2 separate regions of the Homo sapiens genome follow, and region 2 is linked to region 1. Evidence: chromatin loops called from intact Hi-C (ENCODE). Cell type or tissue: HCT116. All regions are shown on one strand. Links, peaks and the distances in the headings refer to the core of each region. The heading gives the core; the rest is flanking DNA. Region 1 has its middle 36 kb from the start of LINC01307. Region 2 overlaps CDC14A (cell division cycle 14A).

Region 1 (12,816 bases), core at 4,380-8,379:
CTGAACTCCCAAAGATTTGTTACGTCAGCCTAAAAGGTGTTGGGCAAGGGAGGTGCTCATGTGACACAAGGAATTAGATCTTAATTCATCTCTTTACCTGATAATATGTCTGATAAGACAAAATAGCTTCACAACTGTTACAACAAAAGAAATTCTATAATGAAACTTCTAGGCTTAATGTATAAATTCTCAGACAATAAAAATTAAATATGCTAGAATTTTTTTTTTCTTGAGACGGGGTCTCACTCTGTCACCCGGGCTCCAGTGCAGTGGCATAATCTCATCTCACTGCTACCTTCGTCTCCCGGGTTCAAGAGATTCTCCTGCCTCAGCCTCCCAAGTAGCTGGGATTACAGGTGCCCACCACCACATCCAGCTATTTTTTGTATTTTTAGTAGAGACGGGGTTTCACCATGTTAGCCAGGCTGGTCTCAAACTCCTGACCTCCAGGGATCCACTTGCCTCGGCCTCCCAAAGTGCTAGGATTACAGGAATGATGCACCATGCCCAGCTAAAATAGGCGAGAATTTATCAGAGAAGTATTCCTGGAAGAAGCTGATTTTGAAACAATCCTGGAACCAATGGAAAGAGAAAGAAACTTTCCAATAAAGAGGGGACAATTTAGGGAAAATTGTTACATTATAGGGAAAATAGGGGGAGGGCACTAAGGCAGGAAATAGTGAGTCATAGATGGGGGAGGAGTTAGAAGGTTACAATGTGGGGTACCACAGTCATCAGGGGGATTCTTCACCACCGCAGAAAGGCAAGTCTGTGGTGCGTGGACTCGCCTGGAAATCAGAGCACACCAAATATGACTCAAGACCAGGTTAGATTCTGGGAAGATAAATAGGGCAATGAAATGTTCTCATGCAGCATTAGTAAAATAAGACCCACAGCAAAAAAAGAAAAGAAGACCAAATACCACAATGAAAAGTCCTGAGCATGGCATTGGGTGCTCCCTTCCAACTGAAGCATAAAATTTCAACCACATTGCTTTCCCAGAGCCACTGCAACCACTGGGTTCATCAAATCCAATTCCTCCTTTTGGTGGTCAAAAAATTGAAACCACAGAGATGCACTGACGTAGAGAAACCTGAGGCCATCTGTCCCAATTTTCTGAGATGCTGCTAGACTTTGTAGCACTTTTTTCTGCTGCAGGAGCTCAAAGCCCTTTTGAAAATACATTAATATCACAGAGGATATGCTTCTAGCAACAGGAAGGGCCTTTAACAAAGAAAAGGCACACTGTCCCCCTTCAAAGTATTTTACTGGGAGGTTATATACTTAGTCCCAGCTGCTAGTGCTTAGGGATATATCGTTTCTTTAACTTTTTTTTTTTTTTTTTTTTTTTTTTGAGACAGTGTCTTCCAGGCTGGAGTGAAGTGGTATGATCTCAGCTCACTGCAACCTCCACCCCCCCATGGCTCAAGCAAACCTCCCACCTCAGCTTGCCGAAGTGCTGGGATTACAGGTGTGAGCCATCACGCCTGACACATTTTTTCTTTATTCCTAAAATTCATTGAATCTTTATCCTTTAAGATGAATGATTGTGTGAAATAGCTTAAAGTCCTTTGTTCCTAATTACAGTGATTAAAGTAGTGATCAGACACGGTATAATACCATTTTTAAATAATAAACTAAATAAACTGGACATGGTGGCTTATGCCTATAATCCCAACACTTTGGGAGGTCAAGGTGGGAGTATCGCTTGAGGCCAGGAGCTCAAGACCAGCCTGGGCAACACAGCAAGACCTTGTATCTAGAAACAAACTTTAAAAATTAGCCCAGTAGGCCGGGTGCGGTGGCTCACTGCTGTAATCCCAGCACTCTGAGAGGCTGAGGTGGGCAGATCACCTGAGGCCAGGAGTTCGAGACCAGCCTGGCCAACATAGTGAAACCCCCTCTCTACTAAAAATACAAAAATTAGCTGAGTGTGGTGATGGGCGGCTGTAATCCCAGCTACTTGGGATTACAATTGTCCTGCTGAGGCAGGAGAATTGCTTGAATCCAGGAGGTGGAGGTTGTGGTGAACAGAGATGGTGCCACTGCACTCCATCCTAGGCAACAGAACAAGACTCCATTGAAAACAAACAAACAAACAAAAAACAAACAACAAAACAAACAAAAACAAACAAACAAAAAACCATAGCCCAGTATGGTGACATGTGCCTGTGGTCCCAACTACTTAGGAGGCTGAGGCAGGCAGATCCCTAGAGCCCAGGAGGTTGAGGCTACAGTGAGCTATAATTGTGCCATCCAGCCTGGGTGACAGAGTGATAAATAAACTAAATAGGTAAACTCAATAAACACATAAACTAAATAAATTGATTTCCTCACTTGGTTCCTTATGGAGGCTCTTCATAGACAGCTGTCAACCTCTTACTGTGTTGGACACTGAAAGAGGAATGGATGGTTTCCATGGTCCCTGCTGTCAAGAAGCGTACATTAGAAGGGAATACTTACTCAAGCAAACATGCTTCATTACCAGCAAAAGTGAAATACTATGACATGTGAGAAGAAAGCAAGCCATCTTTTTGATTTGAAGAATAAGGAAAAGCATCATAGGAAAAGTAGCATCTTAGTTGGCCGTTGGAGGAAAAACAGAATTTTAATAAGGAAAGAAAGGCATAAAAAGAGCAATCCAAGCTGAATAAGAATAACAAAGTCATGGAGATGTGAAAGTGCAGGGTAAGTTCAGGAAATAGGAAACTGCTGTGTGGTTAAAGCAATGGGCACGTGGGAGATGGTGGTGGAAGATGCAACCCGATCAGGCAGGAGCACAAACATCAGACTCTGGATTGCATCAGACCCAGGAGAGTGTTTTCAGTCAGATTTTCAACAATGACAGCCTTGTTAGAATAAGTGGGTGGCTTCCCCTGATAACTACTTTGAAGGACAACATTCACTGAGGTGCTTAAGTTCTAGGACTGCTTAAAACCAAATCAGGTCCCATTGCTTGATAATTACAGCTGATAAAATCATGTCTCTGTACAGGAAAATTTAGCACCAATTAGTTAAATCATCAGGCTTCAGAGCAGAGTCATCAGCAAAGCCACAAAGGAGGAAGAGGCTTAGTCCTGCTGGGCAGTCTGGCAAATGAAGTTACTAAGTATAAACATAAAGTCTTCCAGGCACTCCCCTTGGGAAAATCTGTTTCTCGCTTGGGGGAACTGGAGAGGTCTCTCCTAGGATCAGGAGTTACAGGGGATGAGGATGGTGGGGGTAGGGGTGCATGGACTGAGTTTGGGAAGGACCTAGCATCGTGGAGTGCTCAGGTGCAAAGGAGAGAAATCAGGAAAGAAGCCCAGTTTATCTCTAGCACCAAGGTAAGATGGAAATGGTGGGGGCACTGAAGGAAGATTGCAACTTGTTCAGCCTCTGGGTGCCCAACATGCATACCAAAGCCTCAAGATAGAGCACCCATGACAGCACAACTAATTCCAAATGCTACAAGCTTGTGGTTCAAGGCTACCAATAAAATACCCTTAGTCCCACCCACAAAGTTTCTAATTTAGTGAGCTAAATTAGACCTGAGATGGGCTGAGAATTTGATTTTCTAAGAACTTCTGAGGTGGTGCTGATGCTGCTAGTCTAAGAACCTCCGACCTAGAACTTATGAACCACAGCCCTCAGGTGACATGTTTAGTAGCTGAATCTGAGAGAAACTGCAAAGGGTAGGAGTTGACAGTTTCCAGCTCAGACTACCTGAGGGGGATCTGTATGCTCCAGAGACTGATAAACATCAAAACAAGCAACAATCCAAGACAGATAGTGATCATGCAATAAAAAGAAGGCAGAAAGGGAAGGTTAAAGGAAGGAAGCAGAGAAGGAATCTGGGCCATTTGCCTGGAGACAACCACCCAGTAGAGCAGAAAGGAGCTGCATCACTAGCCAGTCACTCGGAAGCTACAGCTCTGTTGTCACCTGGCTGCATCTAGAATCATCTACGGAGCTTTCCAAAAATGCCAGGTGCTAAGCCTCACCCCCCCAAACAAATTAAATCAGAATCCTACAGATGGGGCTCTGACTGTGGGAGTTTCTGAAAGCTCCCAGATGATTCAAACGTGCAATTAGGGTTGAGAGTCGCTGTTCTAAGGGAAATTTGATCCTGTTTAAAGAAAGAAAGAAAGAAAAAATCCAATAGAGAAATCTGTGGAAGAAGCAGTCTATCTCTACTTAACTTAAAATGTAACAAGATTTCTAAAGTGATTGCTCCTCACCTTCTTACTCTATCCTTCCCAAACCTTCAAATTCGTTTACAGCTGTGGATACATCCAGCACTGTGCCTGAGCAGTTTCTTTCTTATTTATTTATTTATTTATTTATTTATTTATTTATTTATTTATTTTAAAATAAAGATGAGGTCTTGCTATGTTGCCCAGGCTGGCCTCAAACTCCTAGGCCAAGCGAACCTCTTGCCTCAGTCTTCCAAGTACTGGAATTACAGGTGTGAGCCATTGTTCTCAGCCTATGGAGCAGCTTCTGTGCTGTTGTGCTCCCCCATGCTTTGCTTACTGTGGATCATGATTACGGATTATGGTTAACAGCAGTCAAACAAGCCTTGTAGCTGAAAATATTGAAAGAGGCCTTCTCCTAGGGCTCACTCTCTTCCTGTCTCTCGGAGGTCTGACACCAAGACAAATGGTTTTTGTCTCTGCATAGCTACAAATCTATGGATCATTTATTTTATATTAGATTAAAAATGTGAGCTTAAGAGTCAATGCTGCCAAGCATGGTGCCTCATGCCTGTAATCCCAGCAACTCTGGAAGCAGAAGGATCTCTTGAGCCCAGGAGGTCAAGGCTGCAGTGAGCTATGATCACACCACTGCACTACAGCCTGGGTGACAAAGTGAGACCCTGTCTCTAAAAACATTTAAAAGAGTAAAAGTAAAAAAGGGTCAATGCCCTTACAAAAGAGATTTCTAGAGCATCTAGTCAAATTTTATATATCTATGTCTGAGCATACTGAAGAATAAGTGAAATGTTATATGAAACTGCAATATATAAATAGATAAAAAGAAGCATTATAGAACTGTGTATGATGTTATTATTTGTGTTAATAAAAGAAAGAGGTGGGGCAATATGGGGGAATATCTCCAAAAATATAGATAATAGATTGTGACATTGGTTTACTCTAATGTGGGGCAGATTAGTGAGGAGACTTTTTGCTATGTGCTCTTTTCTACCTCTTGAATTTTGAATCACTTACATGGATTACCTATTCAAAAATAAAATTTTTTGAATTAACTTTTTATAGTGGGGCCTGTTCTGGTTAAAACAGTCTGGACCTTCCTTTTCAACCTCTTCCCCTCATCCCAAGCCCTCACACCCAGACAAAGATCCATGAAGATTTCTAAACCCATGATGTTCCTCAGACGACGCCTCCCCCACATGGGGTTTGGTGGAGAACTGCTAAACCATTTCACTCCCACATTTTTGTTTTCTTATTTTTTGTAATGACAGGTCTCACTATGTTGCCAAGCCTGGTCTCGAACTCCTGGCCTCAAGCAATCCTCCCTCCTTGGCCTCCCAAAGTGCTGGGATTATAGGGGTAAGCCACCACATCTGGTCCAACCGCACATTTTTGAGCAGCCAGAACTGATAGAGAGAGAGACCCAGTGACTTGTTCAAAGTCACACAGCTAACATATACATCAAAATCTGATTATTTCTCCAGTGTTTTTTTTTCTTTGCCCCCTCAAACATTTAATCCTTTCAACACAGCCTCTCAGATACTTGATGAACTTCTATACCTATGCCAAAGAGATAGCATTAGTACAAACACAACAACAGCGGCAGAAAAAAATGTACGGACCAGACACCAACTAAGTAAACACAAGCCGCCCAGTCACAACATTAATTATACAACAGCAACAGTCCTCACCACTTGTGAGCTGTTTACCACTGCAGTATAAAAAGGTTTATGTAGCTTATCTGAGTGTTTTGTGGCATGCGTCACAAGACAAACATTTGGAAGATGAAAGCTCCATACACAGATTTCTTTGGTGCTGGCACAGCCCTAATGACCACTAGGTGGCAGTAATGTCCTAACAACAATACTGCTGCTGACCTAGAACCCTTAGAAAGTGTAACAATGAATTAATATCACACAACTGACTACACATCTGAATACACAGCCTTAGTACAAAGCTCCAAATAATTCATTCGTTTGATAAGTTGTGCTACCATTGTAACAGCTAAGAATGTTTTAGTTTATGTCACAAGTAGGCTCAAATCAACAGCCTTTGGGCAGAATCTGGTCAGCAATGTGTTTGTCTAGGGTAGTATTTGGTTTTGTTGTTTTGTTTTAATCTGTAATGCTTTTTGGCAAGCCCTCTCTAATTTGCCAGAACTCCCATCATTCTTCAATATCTTATTCCATGCCCCACACATGTGTATGGCCCTGGAAGGCATTTGAGATTGGGATCCCTGCTAGAATATCTTTGTCTGAAATACACAGTGACTGTGCATTGCAGTCTAGCTGGTCTGGTCAACTCTCTTGGGCTTTTCCACCTCCATTTATTTATTTATTTATTTTGGAGACAGAGTCTCACTCTGTCACCCAGGCTGGAGTGCAGTGGCATGATCTCGGCTCACTGCAACCTCTGCCCCCAGGTTTCTAGAGATTCTCCTCCCTCAGCCTCCTGTGTAGCTGCGACTACAGGTGCATGTGCATGCTTTTTTTTTTTTTTTTCAGATGGAATCTCCTGTCCCCCAGGCTGGAGAGCAGTAGCGCAACCTCGGCTCACTGCAACCTTCGCCTCCTGGGTTCAAGCAATTCTCCTGCCTCAGCCTCCTGAGTAGCTGGGATTATAGGAGCCCGCCACCACCCCCAGCTAATTTTTGTACTTTTAGTAGAGACAGGGTTTCGCCATCTTGGCCAGGCTGGTCTCAAACTCCTGACCTCAGATCATCCACCTACCTCGGCCTCCCAAAGTGCTGGGATTACAGGCATGAGCCACCATGCTCGGCCCTCCATTTATTTTTCCCTAAGTCATTTTGGAACTGTCCTCACAGAGTCGACAAGAATTGCATGCTGGGTTCTGAACAGAAATATAGATGTAATGAAATATTAATCAAGCTGTAATTTGATCCACTTTCTTGTTGCTGAAAATAACGTAGCACTAGATATTGATCATTGGCATCCCCATCGTTCCTATAGATAGGATTTCTTTTTTTATTATTATTATTAATTTATTAATTTATTTTTTTGAGACAGGGTCTTACTCTGTCACCCAGGCTGGAATGCAGTGACACAATCGCAGCTTGCTGCAGCCTTGACCTCCTGGGCTCAAGTGATCCCTCCCACCTTAGCCTCCAGGGTAACTGGGACTACAGGTGCATGCCACCATGCTCATCTAATTTTTTTTTTTTAATTGTAGAATTAAGGTCTTGCCACGTTGCCCAGGCTGGTCTCAAACTTCTGGGTTCCGGCGATCCTCCTGCCTCAGTCTCTCAGCCCAGCCTAGATAGTATTTCTGGCATTAGGATCATAAGACTTTAAGAATTGATTTGCATCTCCACTGCTCCTGTAGACAGGATCTCTGACATTAGAATCATAAGGCTTTTGTTTAGGAACCGTTTAAGATGTTTTTCAGATCCCAAATTCCAGCAAAATAGCTGATGCTAACCAGTTTGAAGACCCCCACTGAGGAGGAATGGAATTGGCATGAAAATACAGCTTCTTCATCTCCTTGCCCTGACTTCACCCTCCACTCTTTGATCAATCAATGATCTCCAAATTTCAGCCTACTCCCAAACCTCTATAACCCCTAGCCACAAATTCCTTTAGGAGGTGGATTTGAGGTTCCTTCCAATGTCCTCATTTGGTGGTCCTGTTATTAAACCTCATTCTCTGCTGCAACCCCATGTCTCGATCTATTGACTTGCTGCACATGAGGGGCAACAGGTGGCAAGGCAACAGACCTCCGATGGCTGCAATTTCTCTATCTATCTACAATGTTCTTCCCCATGGTTTTCCTTTTTTCTTTTTCTTTTTCTTGTTTTTTTTTTTTTTTTTTTTTTGGCAATCTTTCTCATTCCTGAAGGCTCAGGTCAAATGTCACCTCCTCCTTCCATCAGGAAGCTTATACCAGGCCTCTCTCCTCTAACATCCCATGGCACACAGAGCCTCTACTACTTTGTTGGTGCTTGTTTTCTGCTCTGTATTGTTAGTTGTCTTTTGTCTGTCTCAGCTCTTTGTAAGTTCCTGAGGAGAGCAGAGAAGTCGGCTACTTCTTTGTGTGGGCAATGGTTTCCAGTACAGTGTCCTACTCATGCTTGTATTTCTTCTGACTCAACAACTCTGCCAGAATCTCCTCCACATGGACTAAAGGGAGGCAGGATGATTTAGAAAAAGCTTTTTATAACATAGGACTAAAGGAATACAAGTCTATGAAAAATTAAAACTAAGCTAACAATTCCACTGTCTCCTAAAAGTACTAAGAGGATATATCATAGGGTACAGGATAAGCTCTAGAGTCAGACAGCCTGAGTACATAGCTTTGCTCCACCCTTAACAAGTTGTCTCACCCTGAGTAAGCCAACTTACTTGAGAAAATATTAATAGCACCTAGTTAAAAGGGATTTTTATTTGTTTGTTTTTTACTGTGGTAAGAGTACTTACCATGAGATCTGCCCTCTTGACAAATTCATAAGTGCACAATACATTAATGTTGCACAGCAGATCTCTAAAACTTATTCATCTTGCATAACGGAAACTGTACACTCATTAGAACATGAAGGTTTTTTTAAGAAATTCTACTTTGAAATAACTTTAGACTTACAGTAAAGTTGCAAAAATTGTAGTTTCTATATACACTTCACCCAGTTTATTGAAATATTAGTATCTTACATAAATGTAATGCAATTATCAAAACCAGGAAATAGACATTGATACAACAATATTAACCAAATCTACAGACCTTGTTTGAATTTCACCAGTTTTCCCACAGATTTCTTTTTTTTGATCCAATCCAGGATCTCATATTGCATTTAGCTATTATATCTTCTTCATCTTCTTCAATCAGTGATAGTTTTGGAAAATCCAGGACAGTTATTTTCAAAATGTCCCCCAGGTTTTCTCATGAATAGATTGAAGTTATGCATTTTTGGCAAGAATGGCACAAATAGGATATTGTGCCCTTCTCAGTGCATCATATCTGGAGGTACATGATCTTGGTATGTCCTATTATTGATGAGGTTATTCTTGACCACTTGGTTAAAGTGATGTATGTTGGGTTTCTCCACTGTTAAGCTTACTATTTTTTCCCTTTGTAATTAGTAAATATCTTTTAGGGAGATACTTTGAGACTATACAAATATTCTATTTCTCATACTTTCACCAACTAATTATAGTATCCATCCATGGGGCTTGCCTACAGCAATTACTACTATGGCATTTGCCAAATATTAATCTTCTATTTTTCTGATTCCTTCTACATGTATCAACTGAAATTCTACTGTAAGGAAGAGCTATTTCTTCTTCCCTATTTGTTTATTTGGAGGCATTTTATGAGGATTAAATGAAGTAGGACATTTACATGGTGTCTGGCACACGGTGAAGGCTCAGTAGGTGTGAGTCATCTTTAATATTATTATTACTGAGACAGTATGGAAGTTATGTAACTAATTGTTATGTGACTAATATTTTCTAGTTAGAAATGAGTATTTCTAACATGTTTAAAGGTGTTCCAAAATGGTCTACTATATTAGTTTGCTAGGGCTGCCATAACAAAAGATGACAGATTGAGTGGTTTAAACAACAGAAATTTATTTCTTGCAGCTCTGGAAGCTGGAAGTCCAAGATCAAGGTGTCAGCGGGTTTGGTTTCTCCTCTCTCCTTGGCTTGGAGACGGCCACCTCCTTGCTGTGTCTTCACGTGGCCTTTCCTCTGTTATGTTGGCACCTCTGCTGTCTATCTGTGTGTTCTCATTTCCTCTTCTGCTAAGGACTGGTCAGATTGAATTAGGGCCACGCTAAGGGCCTTATTTTAGCTTGTTCAAGTCTTTAAAGGCCCTGTGTCCCAATACAGTCACATTCTGAAGTACTGGGGCTTAGAGTTTCAACACATGAATTTGGGAAGGGGGAGACGTCATTCCACCCATATCTACCTATTTGCTTTGAAAAACTATTGTGAGCAAATCATTTAACATGTGAAAGCACTTTCAGAACTGGAAAGCACCGTACAAACATAAGGCAATAGTATAACAATACGACAAATTTTGGTAAGCATTCATGCACTTTACATTTCAGGTACTGAAGCATTCCTTTACAATGTTATTGCCATTATTCATTTAACTTTCCTTTCACGGCTGCCACGGAACTCTGGAAGGCCCACTTCAACCCGGGCACTGTCTGTGTTATCGCACATCCTCAGCGAGTGTCAACCACATCAGTGTGTTTTGCTTGCTTTTTGTCTTTCTGAAGCGTGGGCTTTCAGCAGCTCATTTCAGGCTATCCCAGCTACCTCTTCAGAGGCCCGAGGCACCTCCTTCCTCACAGGGAAAGCTGCCTGCGAGGCGGCCGGCAACCGCCTCATTTCCCCGTCTACCAGCTGCGTAGCCTTGGGCAAGGCCCCTCCGTGCAGCACTTCGTCCCAATTCCACGGCTGAAAAAGAAGGATAACAATCCTCACAAGGAGGCTGAGGATTAATGAGTTAATCTTTATAGAGCATTTGGAGAGCACACAATGGACAAACCCCTATTTATCTCTTTGTAGAACTAGCCTACAAACTAAACTCCCACTAGGAAACTAGGACCCTTTTATATAATGTTTACTTGAAGGAAGCAATCTGCAGATTCTAATAAATCTTAGCTTCCCAGAAGTGGGAAAAAGCACACATTTCACTATATCTGAGTAAGTAAAAAAGTAGAACAATTTCTCCCCACCGAAGGTTTTGCTTATCAGAGGCTAACAGAGGCCAGGGAGAAACTGTGACCTGTGGTCTGCCTTGCCTGTCATGGATAAGGAAGAACCAGAGACTCTCCCCAGGGCTGTCAAATGTTTTTAGAGCTGACATCCTTGCGGTCCACAGCCTCCAAACTCAGAGCGTGTGGGAGGAGGGGATGGATACAATTTAATTGCCTCCTGCAACTTGCCAAGCCCACCACCATTTTCCCAGGCTAGCAGTAGCCATTCCTTGCTTAATAGTAGTGCTTTCAAGCCCTTCAGAGACAGGAGTACTTCAGCAGCCAAAGTGGGAAGTCCTTCTTCCAAGTCTTCCAAGGCCTTTGGCCACTGCCAAAGCACCCCAGAAAAGTCTGTCTGTAGGAACTGTCTCTGTTTACCATGTTGCATTACCTCTTTGCTCAGAATCAATCACTCCACCTGTGATTGATTGCCAGGGGCCACCAATACTGCTTTAGGGGGAAGCTTTTCTCCACACCACATCCCTTATTTTCCTTGCCTCACTCCCAGGCAATTTTCACCACAGGTCTGGCAACAGCCTTCTAAATGATCTCCATAATTCTGCTCCCTAATCCCTACTGCATGGTCTTCCCTGCTCCTCTCCACCTATCCAACTTCTAAATCTGAAACAATAAAATCTTACAAATCCCACCTCTATTCTCATATCCCTTGGAAGTTCTTGTTTAAAGGATCAGTAGAGATTAGCCAGGCCAAGAGAATGCCTGTGTGTGAGACGGGGCGAGGAGGGAGAGAAGAGGGCCAGAGAGCAACAGGGACTGCAGAACAGCACATACAAAGTCGTGATGTGAGAACGTGGCTCACGTATGCAACTACTCGGGACTCAGCAAAACTGGAACCTAGAAGGAAATAAAGCTGGCGAGGATCAGCAAAGCCAGGCCCCCTGTGAAGGAGTTTGGACTTTATCTAGGAGAAAGTGGGGGCCATTGAAGGGTTTTAAGTACACAAGTGTCACAAACAAGTTTGCATTTAAGAAAGATTTCTCTGGCAACAGAGCGGAGAATACATTAGAGGAGAAATACTGGAAGCAGAGAGACCATCTGAGAGGCTGGTACAATTATCCACAGTTGATGACAGCAAGGGGTAAGAAGGAGAGGGGATGTTAACTTCAGCAGCGTTACTCAAAAGTGTTGTCCTTGGGCAAATGCCAACTTCTGGACCAATGTCTGTCCTCCAACTGTTTTTCCTGATCTGTTATGAGATAAAGAACTTGTGCCAGAATGTAAAGTCAAGGCAGGCACTTATTGCTTCATCATAAAAAGTCTTGCTTTAGGGGGGAAAATAAGTCAGTCATACTACACAGTGTGCTTAGTGAAGTATTTGATTTACATTCTGGCCCAAGTCCCTTATCTTTGTGAAACGGTAACAGTCTGCAGACCAGCACTGTAAGTGGCACTGACTCCAAGGACTTTCTGGATTGATGATGATTTGGATCCAAATGAGAAGTTTATAATCATGGTGGGTTCGGTAAATGAGGGAGACAATACATGCTTATAAGAAAAACAAGTAACCCAACTGTGGACAGGGTGATAACCTGAATGAGTGATGCATTATCTCACTCATTCTTTGAGGACTCCAACTGAGAAGCTGGATCCCTGAATGGAATGACCGTAGGTTTTTGCATAAGTCAGAACTGAGTTCAAATCCTAACTTCATGACTTACTGGGTAAACTTATGTTAGTTAGCTGACTTCTCTGAACCTTATTTCCCTGCGTATAAAATGGGAGAAATAATACCTGCCTCACAGCGATGTGAGCTCATGACCTAGCACATGGGAGGTGTTTGTTCACTGTTCCCCAGATGTGGCACATGGTGTGAATTCTTTGAAAAAAAATGTGCTGAATATCATTTTTAAAATAAACAGAAAAGTAATGAGAAGACAGTTTTTA
Region 2 (12,816 bases), core at 229-4,228, 820 kb after region 1:
ATCACATACTGGACTATCACAACGTTGCTGTATTTTAGATTATTATTTGTGGTAGAGAATTTCAAGAATTCATAGCCATCTCTTTTATCAACCACAAAGTGAAATGCAGATATTGAAATGTAATCCCCAGCAAATTGGTTTCTAGTTTATCTCTGTATAAAATACTTTACGTTGAGGCATGACATATTCATTCCCTTTTCAGTAGCCACCAAAGTTCATTTGACATAGGATAAGATTCTTTCTCCTTCCTTCTTTTAGTTCAATTAAAAGACTGAGTGCTGCTTGAATTCCCAGAAAACTAAGCTGACTTAATTAGGGCAGATGTCAAAATAATTAATAAGCCTATAGTAGATAAGTATGCTGTGAAAAGCAATACAGCTGTAATTAAACCAAAGGTGTAATCCTTATAAAAGAATCCTACGTGTGTGTGCAAGTGGAAGAAAATGAAATAACAATCTCAAAAAGATATTACCACATGTAAATGTGACTATCCTATACAAGAACTGACTTCAATGTTAAAGGTTCTGATTTAAAATAAAAACATCTACAATACAGACTGGGTACGGTGGCTCACACCTGTAATCCCCGCACTTTGGGAGGCTGAGGCAGGTGGATGACCTGAGGTCAGGAGTTCAAGACCAGCCTGGCCAACATTCTCCTGAGGTTAGGAGTTCAAGACCAGTTCTGGCCAGCAGAACCCCATCTCTACTAAAAATATAAAAAATTAGCCAGGAGTGGTGGTGGGCACCTGTAATTCCAGATACTTGGGAGGCTGAGGCAGGAGAATTGATTGAACCTGGGAGGCAGAGGCTGCAGTGAGCTGAGATCGCACCATTGCACTCCAGCCTGGGTGACAGAGCGAGACTCTTTGTCTCAAAAAAAAAAAAAAAGAAAAGAAAAGAAAAGAAATTTGCAATATAAAATAAATACATATATTTTTTAAAAGGTAAACATTCACAGGTCAAGGATATAGAGAAAATATCTGTAATAAGAATGTTTAACACCAGAGAGTTTTCTTTGCACAAGGTCTCTCAGGTGAGAAATACTATCAAGAAACACACTGAGTTTTAATGAAAGCTTTGCAGTTCTTCTCCTTTGAATGTGTCAATCCAAGATACGGATGGCTAATCCACAGATAAACTCTACGACGTAGTAATAATAAAACTACTTGAACTAAGAAATAAGGCCAAATTAATCTCAGGAAAAAATACAATTTTTATGGCACAAAACTAAAGTTTGAAAGAGAAGATAGGATTATCTCCTGCTAAACGTTGATATAAACGTTCCCATTAGCTCTCAAGTTCTATTGCTGTTTAAAATACGTGACATGTGGGCTTTTTCTTGGACCTGGGCAATACTGAACAAAATGCAATGGAAAAGCAAACAGGGTGCAAATGAATCACATGGGGACAAGCCAACACACTGGCACCCCACTGTGGCCTGAAAGCAGCACCCACAAATGAGCCAGCAAGTGACACCTTCCTAACAGACTCCACGCCAGAGACAAGATATCCCACAAAGCCAGGGCCCATCCTGCTAGCTAATGGGGAGGGTGGGGAGGGAGAGCTCTGCCCACCCAGGAGGAGGGAGCCTGGCATGGGGAGCCCTGCTCCAAACCCAGGCCACGTGCTGCTCATTTCCATCTCTCTGGGTCTCTGGGAAACCGCAGCTTCCCATTTTTGCTCACATGTTCACAAAGTACCTCCACCTACTCAAATCTTAAACATAGAAACAAGGGCCTACAAAACGGCATTTTAATTTCTGTCAGAACCAAAGCCATACTCGTCTGAATAAGTCAGTTACAGCAGCACTAGGCACATGAAAAGAACAGCACCCTCCCCAACACCTACTAGATGATTAGCATAAAATGAGAGGGAAACCGGGTCTAGACCCAAAACCATAAGCACAGCACCACCCAGCGACACTAGGAGGAGCTGCACATGAGGAACTCGAGGCTCCAGCCCAGGGCGGCCCTAGTGATTTCTCCTCGCTGAAATCAAAGACCCAGTAAAATATCTGGAATATTTCCAGTATTATCCATACCGAAAGATCTGGAATGGAGTGGATTTTAAGCCTCCTCGAAGTCAAACAAGCTTAGAGCAAATGGCATGTCATATTTTCTGAGTAGCTGACATGGGGTTGCCAGATAAAATACAGAATGCATGTTCCCTGCAATATTTGGGACATATTTATACTTTTTGTTTTAAAAGTATTCATTGTTTATCTAACTTTCAAATTTAATTAGGCAGCCTGTATTTTTATTTGCTAAATCTGGCAATCCTAAACCTTCTATAGTCTGAACAATTCCTGCCCCAAAGTATCCACCCCCAGAGATCAGAGATTTTTGCAAAACAAACTCTTTAAGTTTATTCCATGAGGCAGCATCACATCAGCAGCATTGTAAGCTAGCGGATTGCCCCTAGCAACAGGCATGGAAGACGCTCTGCTCCATGAAGCCAAAGACTAGGAGGGGAGGGAAAAGCAGAGACTGGAATGGGGGTCCAGATAACTGGGTCATAAAACAGAACCACGACAGTGCAAGAGGATGGAGAAGAGATGGGCAATTCTGAAAAAAAACAAAGGAGAGAGGAAAACTAACAACCCTTGTCTCTTGAGAATTTTACCTGTTTAAAGGTGTTCCTGCAGCCTAAAGACACTGCTACTGTGTTTCCCCTCATTGTGGCACGTGGGCCTGGAAAGGTAAGGTCTGAAAAACTGGCATATCAAGAAAGCCACACCACCACCAATTGTCCACACCCAAGCAATCGTTTCTTTAAGAAGGGGTTATTAAAATGAGTTTGTGTCCCAGTTGTCTGAAATTTAAAACCTCATTGTTTTTCTAAGACACTAAACAGGTTTTGTTTTATGTTATTTGCTCTTCCTTGGCCCGCCCCTTCGATAAGCACAGCCACCACCACCGAGGCCTTGCACACACCTTTGCAGTGAACGGCGATGGCCCCTTCGGTGTTCTCACAGATGTTCAGGAACCTTCGCACGATGTTGTCACTGGGTGTGCTGCCATCTATGAAGAAGAGGTCATAGTGCTCGAAGCCAGCGTCTGTGAAGCGCTTTGCCTCATAAATCTTTTTGTTTAGCCTCACAACTGCAGTCACATTATGCTTTTTGAAATAAGGAAAGTAGGCTTCAGGGGCGTGAAGAGGATAACCTAAAGGAACAAAGGAGCAGTAAGCAAAAGGCATGCATTTCATCTTCCACAACCCAGAAATACAAAACTCTCAACAATGAAGTGTATAAATCTCAACAAAGCTTGGGAGGAAAGTGTGTTGTGTGAGAGAAGAGGTCACAGCAAGCTCCTACAAGCATCAATCTGCATAACTGTAAGCACCACAGGAGGTTAAAAAGAAAACTTCTGTAAGTACTGAAAATACATCATTAAAGTTCAAAATCTCAACCTCTAGATTCGAATCCTGGGAGCATACTCTTCCCACTCCCAAGACAAAAGCATTCTTGAAGTAATCAAATGTGCATAACAGACCTAGAATGGTGACTTTATTCTCTCTTGAGCTTTATTCTCTACTTGACAAACAGTTTTCAACTACAGCTGAAGCTTTTTTGCCATATGTATAGTTTTAATTTGTAGTACAATGCTCCCCAGAAGCAATTATTATTAAGCACCTACTATGTACAAGTCACAATTGCGTATCATTTCAAATTCTCAAAACCATCTCTTAAGTATGGCTAATTCCATTTAACAGATTAAGAAACTAAAAGAGGGGGTGTTGGGAGGATATTGGTCAAAGAAAACAAAATTTCAGTTAGAAAGGAGTATGTCCCAGAGATCTATTGTACAACATAGTGACTATAATAACAATGTATTATATACTTTAAAGTCATTTAGAAAGTAAAATTTAAGTCTTCTCACCACAAAAAATGATAAATATGTGAATACTTAAGTAAGACTTGACTTAACCATTCTACGATGTATACATATTTCAAAAGTTGTTGTACACCATAAATATATAATTTTTATCAATTAAAATATAAATTTTTTTAGTTAAAAATAAACAATAACTTTTGTGGACACTTCCTTTTTTTGAGGGAGGAAGATGCTCCACCTTTAAATCCCCTTTTATTTTTGAGTGGCTCCACCATCATGTGAGTATTCCTGGGAGCTACACAGTCAGCTGGGTTACAGACCTAGCCTTAGCTAATCAGCCAAGGCAACCACTGGGGGCTTTGGCCTTTGCAGGCCTTGCAATGGCAGCTCCAAAAGTTCAGGGGACTAAGTTCCCAGCACACTGATGGCCACATCTGTAACCCATTCAGAATTCACTGAACCCTAACATACCAGCTGAGTGCAATTATCTCAGTTGGAACCCATTCATGATGGGAGGTTCCAGGGGTGGCGGCAGCCAGCAAAGTGAACCAGACTGTTTCCACGCTGTGTGCTTGGCTGTATTTCTTGCTGCCTTGGATCCCTGTTATGCTAGTCAGCTCTCAGCTCCAAGCCGACTCTTATGCTCTGTGACACTGGGGCTGGAGTCCATATACTACGCCCTACATTTCCCAGACTACCTTTCTATCTGGCTTCCTATTGGTTGTAAAAATGGGAGGCACTAAACCTCAACCTGAGGAGGAGGAAGGGAATTCTTCCTGTCCTCCTGGCAGCATCACTTCAGCAGCAGAAAACAGGAGCAGGTTCTGCTAACTCCACTTTTGTCCCTTTTGTCCCCCCAGCCTTAAAGGTACTAGCTGTTTTCTCCAACATATTCTGGTTTCTTCAGTGTTGCCTTTTTACTTTTTAGTCTTCTTTGAAATAAACTCCTTGTATTAAATGCTTTATGTTTGAAATGCCTAGTGTGGTTCCCATTTTCCCACTTGGGTCCTGTTCATCTTCTAAGCCTAGTTCTCCAGCCTTTTCTTAAAGTCTATGAGCTACCCAACATATTCCAAAAACTGCCTTTTACCAGAGTTGGACAGCCATAACTGGTACACTTGGCCAGGTCACACAAAGGATGAAGACAGAATTGGAAGGCAGGACCAATTAATCCACAGCTCAGATATGTGATTTTCACAGGCTATGTTGCTTTTGAGCAAACAGGTAAAACAGAGCTTATTTAAAATCTTCTGTGTAGAAACAATAACCTACACAAACATGGAGAAAACATGCTTTTCTAACTGCAAAAATCAAGTCTGTTTTCCTAGTTGGTTTACTTGCTCAAATTATTTCCCTGCAACAGATTTATAGCCTAAAGCAAAAAAAGAACTGTAGTTGGCATTAAGAAGTAACGGTTTTTCTATCATGTGAGGAATGGGGAGGAGAAGGGCTCATAAACACCTGGGCAGCCTGCCCTGGTGTGGCGGGCTGGTGAGAGCTTCTGCCTCTGGGTTGCTAGCATGCCTGGGACCTCCATGACAGCACCTGTCACACGTTGTGTTAGCAATTGGTTCAGTGCCTATCCCCTTCCTCCCTGCAACAAAGGCTGCAAGAATCTCTCTTTTCATATATGAATTTCCATCATGAGTAAATGGCAGCATAGCTAACATGCCTAAATAGACTATTAAGAGAAACGATGTATACATCTTTTGAGAAGAAAACACTGGACAGAAATTGTCCAAATATGGCAACAGGGCACTGAAATAATAATAACAACAATAATTGCACCTAACGTTTATCAAGCACTTACTATATGCTAGCCACTATGCTAAGTGCTTTATGTGGATTATCTCATTAAAACCTACAATTACTCAATTTCTGGTGCCTGGAAAAGCTGGCCCGTACACATACAGCTAGTAAGAGGTAGAGCCAGTATTTCAATCCTGGCAGTCAGATTCCAACACCCATGCTGGGGCTAATTTCAAGTAAGATTCAACTTGATTCTATCTGTTAAGACTCCAAATAAGAGAACATGATATGAACATGAGCGGTTAGAATTGGTGAGTAGGTTTTATAAAAATCCTTAAAACTGTTTAGAATAAATTATAACGAACAATGGAAATGTCCTATGACCTGTGAACAACTGTTTGTGGCTTTTACGGATGTACGTGAGTGCTTTTTGCGAGAGATTGGTTTTAGCAATGTGTATAATGTGCCGACCCAGAACTTATGGAGCCTTCATCCGACCCTTACTCCATCTGGCCACAAGATGGTGCGCTGGCATCACTGAACCACAACAAAGTCCTGGAGTTAAGCTGACCAAACACATGAACACGGTATCAGAGTCAAAAGAGATGTTTTTATTCATCTCTTCCCAGGCCCTCATTTTAAAGTTCGAAAACTGAAGAACAGCAGAGTCAAATGACTAGTTCACTCAGTCATTATTAAAAGTAAAAACTGCAAACTGAGCAGGCAAATGTAGAAAGACATAAAATCTGTTGATTAGGCCAGCTAATGATAAAAATGTAACCATAATACCTGCTATCTAATAAACGCCTATTATGTGTGCCCAATACTCTGCAAGGCACTTCACATAACATCTCTAATCCTCACTAGGTGCCTGCAGTGAGGATCATATTTCTCCCACTGTGATATATAGGAAAACTGATGCTCAGAGAAGCTGTGGAACTCACTGAAGTTCACGCAGCCAAAAAGGAATGGAGCCAGGCTTCAACCTGCCCAGGCTCTTTACTAAACGGGACACTGGGCTTCTCTCATTAAAGGAGCAGGCTGATGCCTCAAATGGTCGGGATTCTCAGTCTGAAGCTATCTTTCTCTCTCTCTCTCTCTCTGTGTGTGTGTGTGTGTGTGTGTGTGCGTGTGTGTGTGTGTTTAAATAGAAGTGAGAATGACAGTGACACTTAAGAGACATTTTTACAGAAAATCTGAAATCCAAAATATCTGTTTCATTCTGCTGTTATCCATCATTTATCAATTCAAAAATGTTTAACAAAAAAAAGTAGGGCTCTTCTCTTCCCCACTGTCAAAACAATGTGAATCAAAATGGCTAAAAGAAACTCCTAGTGTTCCCTATTGACACAAACACACACTTAAGGCTCTTATAATACATTCTGCCCAGATCCCAAGATTTTAGAGCTTCCTTTAGCTACCTCCTAGCAACAGCTACTTGATCACTTCTTTAAAACCTCAGCTTTTCTAACGAGCCTCTAAAATGACTTTCAGCCTCCTCAGAAAAACACAGGTTTCTCAATTCAAAAAAAAAAAAAAATTACCAAGACGTCACTGTAATTGGATCAGGTTTATTAATTCCATCACAAAATTATTTTCTCAACTTCAAAAAGCATTTACAAAGTTAAAGTACTTTACAAAAAAGTATAGTGAAGCTTCTAGTGAATATTAGATCTTAAAATGGAAATTCCAGTAAAATAGCAATATTTTACCAATGGCAGCCTTAAATGAAATTGTTCTAGGCATCATAAAAGCTGACAAAGGTGAGATAAATGTACTTTCAGATTTTTTTATGTCAATATGACAGGGCACAATACATGCATAGAATAAAATATGCATATAGAGCGATATCTTAAAGTGATTATTTCTTGATTATATGATGTTTTTAAAGAGTTTTACTCTTTATATTACTTAAATTTTCTAGAGTGAGCATGTACATCCTCTATAATAAAATTTAAAACAACACAAAATTCAGAATTAAACAGACCAATGTTTGAATCCACACGCCAACAATTACTGGCCTATGAACCTGGACAAGTTAGGTAATTCCTGTAAGCCTCCAGCTTCTCTTCTATAAAATAAATACCACCTGCTCCAGAGGGTTGTTCTGATCATTAAATAGATGATGTATATGCAAGAGGCTTAGCACCCTTCCTGGCAGGTAAGCGAATGGTGGCTATAATTTTTTCCCCATATTAAATATAGGACCAAAAATTGTTTTAAATATTTTTGACACTTATAACTTATTATACAAAATTGCGTATCCTTTTATCTAGTGATTCTATTTCTAACAATTTAGAGAAGAAACTACAGCTGCAAAAAGATGTATGAACATTTATGCCAACCACAGCAGTTTTTAAAAAGTGAAAAACTTCATCTGGTTAAATAGATGATGAAATTTAAAAAGGAAAAAAAGAGTAAGAATAAGAGATAAACAACTTAGATCTCATCCAAAAATAAATTAACAGGCTGGGCTCAGTGGCTTAAATCTGTAATCCTAGTGCTTTGGGAGGCAGGAGGATCACATGAGCCCAGCAGTTCAAGACCAGCCCGGGCAACATAGAGACCTCATCTCTACTAAAAATTAAAAAAAAAAAAAAAAACCAGCCAGGTGTGGTGGGCTGTGCCTTGTAGTCCCAGCTACTTGGGAGGCTGAGGCAGGAAGATCATTTGAGGACAGGAGTTCAAGGTTGCAATGAGCTATGATCACACCATTGCACTCCAGCTTGGGCAACAAAGCAAGAGCCTGTCTCTAAATAAACAAAAGCAAAAACCAAAAATAAATTAACACAATATGGCACAGTCATATGGTAGAACAAAATGCAATGCAGTCGTGGAAAATGATTACATGGATCTTCATTTACTGCTATAAAAAGAAGTCGTGATATGTTAAGTGAAGAAACCTGGCTGTAAGATATTAACTATGTTATGATGCCACTTTTGTTAAAAAAAAATTTTTTTCAAAATGCATGTATCCATAGAATATACAATGTCTATATACATAAAAACTTTTAAATGGCTTTTACAATTATATCTCTCAATTTCTCATTAAGAAAACGTAGTCAAACACATGAATCACAAATGGTGAAAGTCTTTCGACTTTGCCAAATACCCAACAACAAAACTACTACTGAAACAATATCCCTACTAACATTTCCTGGGCCTGAGTCAGATAATTTGCACAGAAAGCAGGTTTAATCAGTCTTATCTTGAAAGGCCAATTGTCAGAAAGCAGTTTCCTCAGGCTCTCAACATGTAATTCCTAACAACCCAAAATGACAGAGGTTAATTATTGAATGTCCAGACCAAAAAAGATTATTTAGCAAGCTTATAAGTAAGAAGATCAAATTCTGACTTCACCATAGAGGTATCCTGTTTGTGAGCTTAACTCTCTAGACCTGGATTGCCCATTCGCATGGTAAAATCATGATTCAAGCAGAGTTCCCTATTAAATATGTCACAGGTATGAAATGATAAGCATATTTATGAAAGCTCAAATTATAAAACCTAAATGCATGAATAACAATATACAATGAAACTAGATTCTAGAATATGATGATTAAAGAAAAATAAATCTTTTTTTTTTTTTAAGAGACAGGGTTTTGCTATGTTGCCGAGGCTGGTCTTGAACTTCTGGCCTTAAGCAATCCTCCCACCTCAGCCTTCCAAAGTGCTGGGATTGCAGGCACATGCCACCATGCCCAGCTGAAGAATAAATCTAGACCAGAGGTTTCAAGTTAGGTTCCCTCAGAACACTGGTATTCCACCTCTATGATCAGATAGAAAAAAAAAGGGGGGGGGATATTTTGTTCATGGATATTTTTTCAATTTTATGTACTTCTCTTGTAAATTATTCTTGAACCTCTGTTGTCTATCATTACTTGTTTTCTAGGGAATATTAGTAGATAGAAAAAATTAGTAAGTACAAAATAAGTCTTAATGGGAAAACTTGCATAGCTGATCATGTTTCATTCAAAAGGTTTATTTTTAGTTTTGTTTTTATTTTTTTCCTAAATATGTATGCCCATGGCAATAAATTATGCTGCAAATAAGTAGTTTAACCACTGTCAGCTAGAAAATTGTACCTAGTTGTCACAATGGAACTAAGTGTATCAGTGTAGTGGCAATGTTTAGGAGCCCTCCTCTGGTTTGGAGTACCAGTTCTGCCTATTACTTTGTGACCTTGGGCAAATTCTCTACTAATAAGGCTCAATTTACTCCTCCCTAAAATGCAGATAACAATATCTGTATCTCATAGAGTTGTGTTGAGTGTTAAAAGAGATAAATGCTGTGATCTGTGTAACTAGCACCTAAGTATTCAGTAAATGACAGATTGTCTTCATCATCATTATTCAACATGGTGTTACCCAAAGAACATCTTGATGTGTAGCACTCTACCAACAAATAAATCTGAGAACCACTGAAAGAATACAGCAATCTGCTTATGAGTTTGACCAGTTTGTTTCTCAGATTCTTCTCTAATAATTGGGGGTCAGGTAAAGTGAACATCCTATTTATGGCAAGCTAAAAATTTGTTAAGTTCTAAAACAGTGATTATAGCTCCACCTACTGGAAATACAATATTTAACACACTATTACTACTGTTCAATTTTTTAAATTATGAATAAATATTCTTTGGAGAATATTACCAAAGAAAATAATTATCTGAGGAAGTTAAGAAACTTAGAAAGATAAATCAAAATAAATGTTTGGATGGTAAAGGAAAAAAAAACCTACCATTCTCAATTTTGCTTTTAGGATGTGGTCCACTAAATGCTAAAAATTTTCCTGGAACAATCCAGTTGAAGTCACCATTTTCAACTCGCTGGCAGAATTTTGTAAGAAAAGAGAAGAAAAATATTTTATAATTCTTATACAATTTAGGAAACCCTTACAAATAAAACTGCTTTTCACTCTTAGTACTAATTAGACATACATGTAGACAAACATAGCTTAAAATAAAAACATGCACCTGATTCTCAAAATGCTATTTAGGAATTCAATCCGCTTTAGAAAAACTTGTGTCTAGACTGTATGAAATGTTTAGAAACTTTTATTTACGGCAGAGGTATTTTGCATAAAATGTTTGTTTCCTGGCCACTGCAAAGAAATGAAATGGAAACAAACATTGCTTGTCTTGGCGATAAATAAGAGAAAATGGGAAATATGAAAACTTTCCATGAATGTAGTAAACATATTTTAAACAATGAAAAAACATCTGTAAATATCAAGCTCCTGATGAATACACTTCCAATTTTTTTTCTCTTTTTATAGGGCTGTTATCTCTTGTCAATGCTGATTTTTAGAGGGGGAAATGGCAAAAGGCAGGAGCGAGTGATATTGGCGCATCCATTCCACAAACCAGAGTCAGCCAAGCTGTACTCTGGAGGATAACAAGATTCAAGCAAGGGACATACATAGAGTCAGGTGCTCCTCCACTCCAGCTAATGAGACACCTTGTAGGAAAGCCAACTGAACACAGCTGATCTTCCAACTGAATTTTCATGTGAAAACTCTCTTTTTAAAATGTTGACTTTTTAAATTAGGTTTTTAACTCCTGTGAAACCAAATAAAACATGCCCATTGGCTGACTTTGAGCACCAGTTATCAGCCTCTAGTCTAAACACGCTAAGAGATCCTCAGAAAAGGCTTAAGAAGACCAAGAAAGTAGCCAAGCACATTCCCATGGCTCCATCATCTCCCCCATTTTCTTCCCTTCCCCATGTGCCTCCGAACCATGGGACACTGGGGCACGAGTAAGGTTACCCCAAATTTTGCAGTCATTAGAAGGCATTTGTGCAATGCATCACAAAATATATATATCACCTCTTCACTTACGCTGTCTTTACCACCACCACCCCCTCCCCACCTACCCCTACCCTTGCCCTCCTTGTCTCCATCCTCAGGGCAGGGAAGCAATGTTGTTCTCTTCACTGGGCCATCCGTTACCATCCATATAAAAAGCTTTCTCCCCCCATTATATGGCAAGGACCTCAACAGTAGAAAACTGACCCAATATAGACTCTGTACTCTACCATAAGAACACAATAAATATTTGTTAAACAAATTGGAATATGGCCATCAAAAAAAAACTGGAGCCATTACTTTAATTACTTATATTACCCATTATCATTTCCATGAAAATCAAAACTTGGCTATAAAATATAATTGTCATTTTTTAATGCAGATTTTTTTCCCAGTTATAAAAAGTTATATGTGAAACTGTGCATACCATCTTATAAACATCTGAACTGCATTTAATCTAGTTGTAATAAACATAATATCTCCAGCTGGGCGTGGCGGCTCGCGCCTGTAATCCCAGCACTTTGGGAGGCCAATGCAGGTGAATCACCTGAGCTCAGGAGTGCAAGACCACCCAGGGCAACATGGTGAAACCCCGTCTCTACTAAAAATACAAAAAAATTAACCAGGTGTGGTGGTGTGTGCCTGTAGTCCCAGCTACTTGGGAGGCTGAGGCAGGAGAACTGCTTGAGCCCCAGCGATGAAGGTTGCAGTGAGCCGAGTTTGCACCATTGCACTCCAGCTTGGGCCACAGAGTGAGACTCTGTCTCAAAGGAAATAAAAAAAATATCCAAAATGCCCTAAGTAAAATCTAAGAAACCCTGAGTGTTATGATTGCACATGTGAAATTAAACCTCAAGCATAGCTTCTATTTATAACAACTTAAATAAAGAATCTAATTATGGCAATTAAAATTTGCTTGTTTAAATAAAAGTCTCAAATTAATTATCCAATATCTCTCAAGTAATTATTAAGCTTAACACAGTATTTGAAAATCCAAGAATAAAGGTATGCACTAATCATCAAGAGACTAAAACCAATTCTTTATGAACAATAAAAGAAAACAGGTTTCTACGGTCACTATTTCTGTATCCTTGACCACCAAGTAGGTTAGATAAATACGCTCTGCAATATCTGCTTATTTGGATTACAGAAATCCATTTGGTTAAATAGCAACCTTTTATAATTAATCATATGGAGAGAGGCAAGGGGATCCCTAAGATACATTCATTCACAGAACCAAAAGAATATGTTTGCAAATCCTCCTACCCAAAAAGATAAATAGTAGATAATATTGGGTTATATTCAGCAGCCAGGATAAGGCTGATGGAATAAACAAAAAGATTTAGGTCTTAGACCTAAATCTGAGAAAAAATTAATAAGGAAGTTACAGCTTTTAACTGACCTAATATAATATACGCTTACTT

Evidence for each region. Peaks named below come from ENCODE experiments on the same cell type or tissue, not always from the same donor. Only the 100,000 strongest peaks of a DNase experiment are listed, where the experiment ranks them.
Region 2: a loop joins it to region 1, with 8 times the contacts of the local background. A loop is called at or near these places in 2 of 110 quality-filtered maps.

What each region holds. Positions count from the first base shown.
Region 1 is chr1:101,281,825-101,294,640 of GRCh38, reverse strand. No RefSeq gene overlaps it. Among named protein-coding and RNA genes, the nearest start is that of LINC01307, 36 kb to the left of the region's middle. RefSeq lists enhancers at 657-726, 867-956. In HCT116, for the core only: a CTCF peak has its summit at 6,015 (motif pointing right); a DNase peak (open chromatin) is centred at 6,030; H3K4me3 peaks cover 336 bases.
Region 2 is chr1:100,453,001-100,465,816 of GRCh38, reverse strand. It overlaps CDC14A (cell division cycle 14A), which reads right to left. Exons shown (of 16, transcript NM_003672.4): 8 at 10,325-10,412; 9 at 2,936-3,166. Among named protein-coding and RNA genes, the nearest start is that of GPR88, 79 kb to the left of the region's middle. RefSeq lists enhancers at 1,680-1,769, 3,048-3,669. In HCT116, for the core only: a CTCF peak has its summit at 1,919; a DNase peak (open chromatin) is centred at 1,906.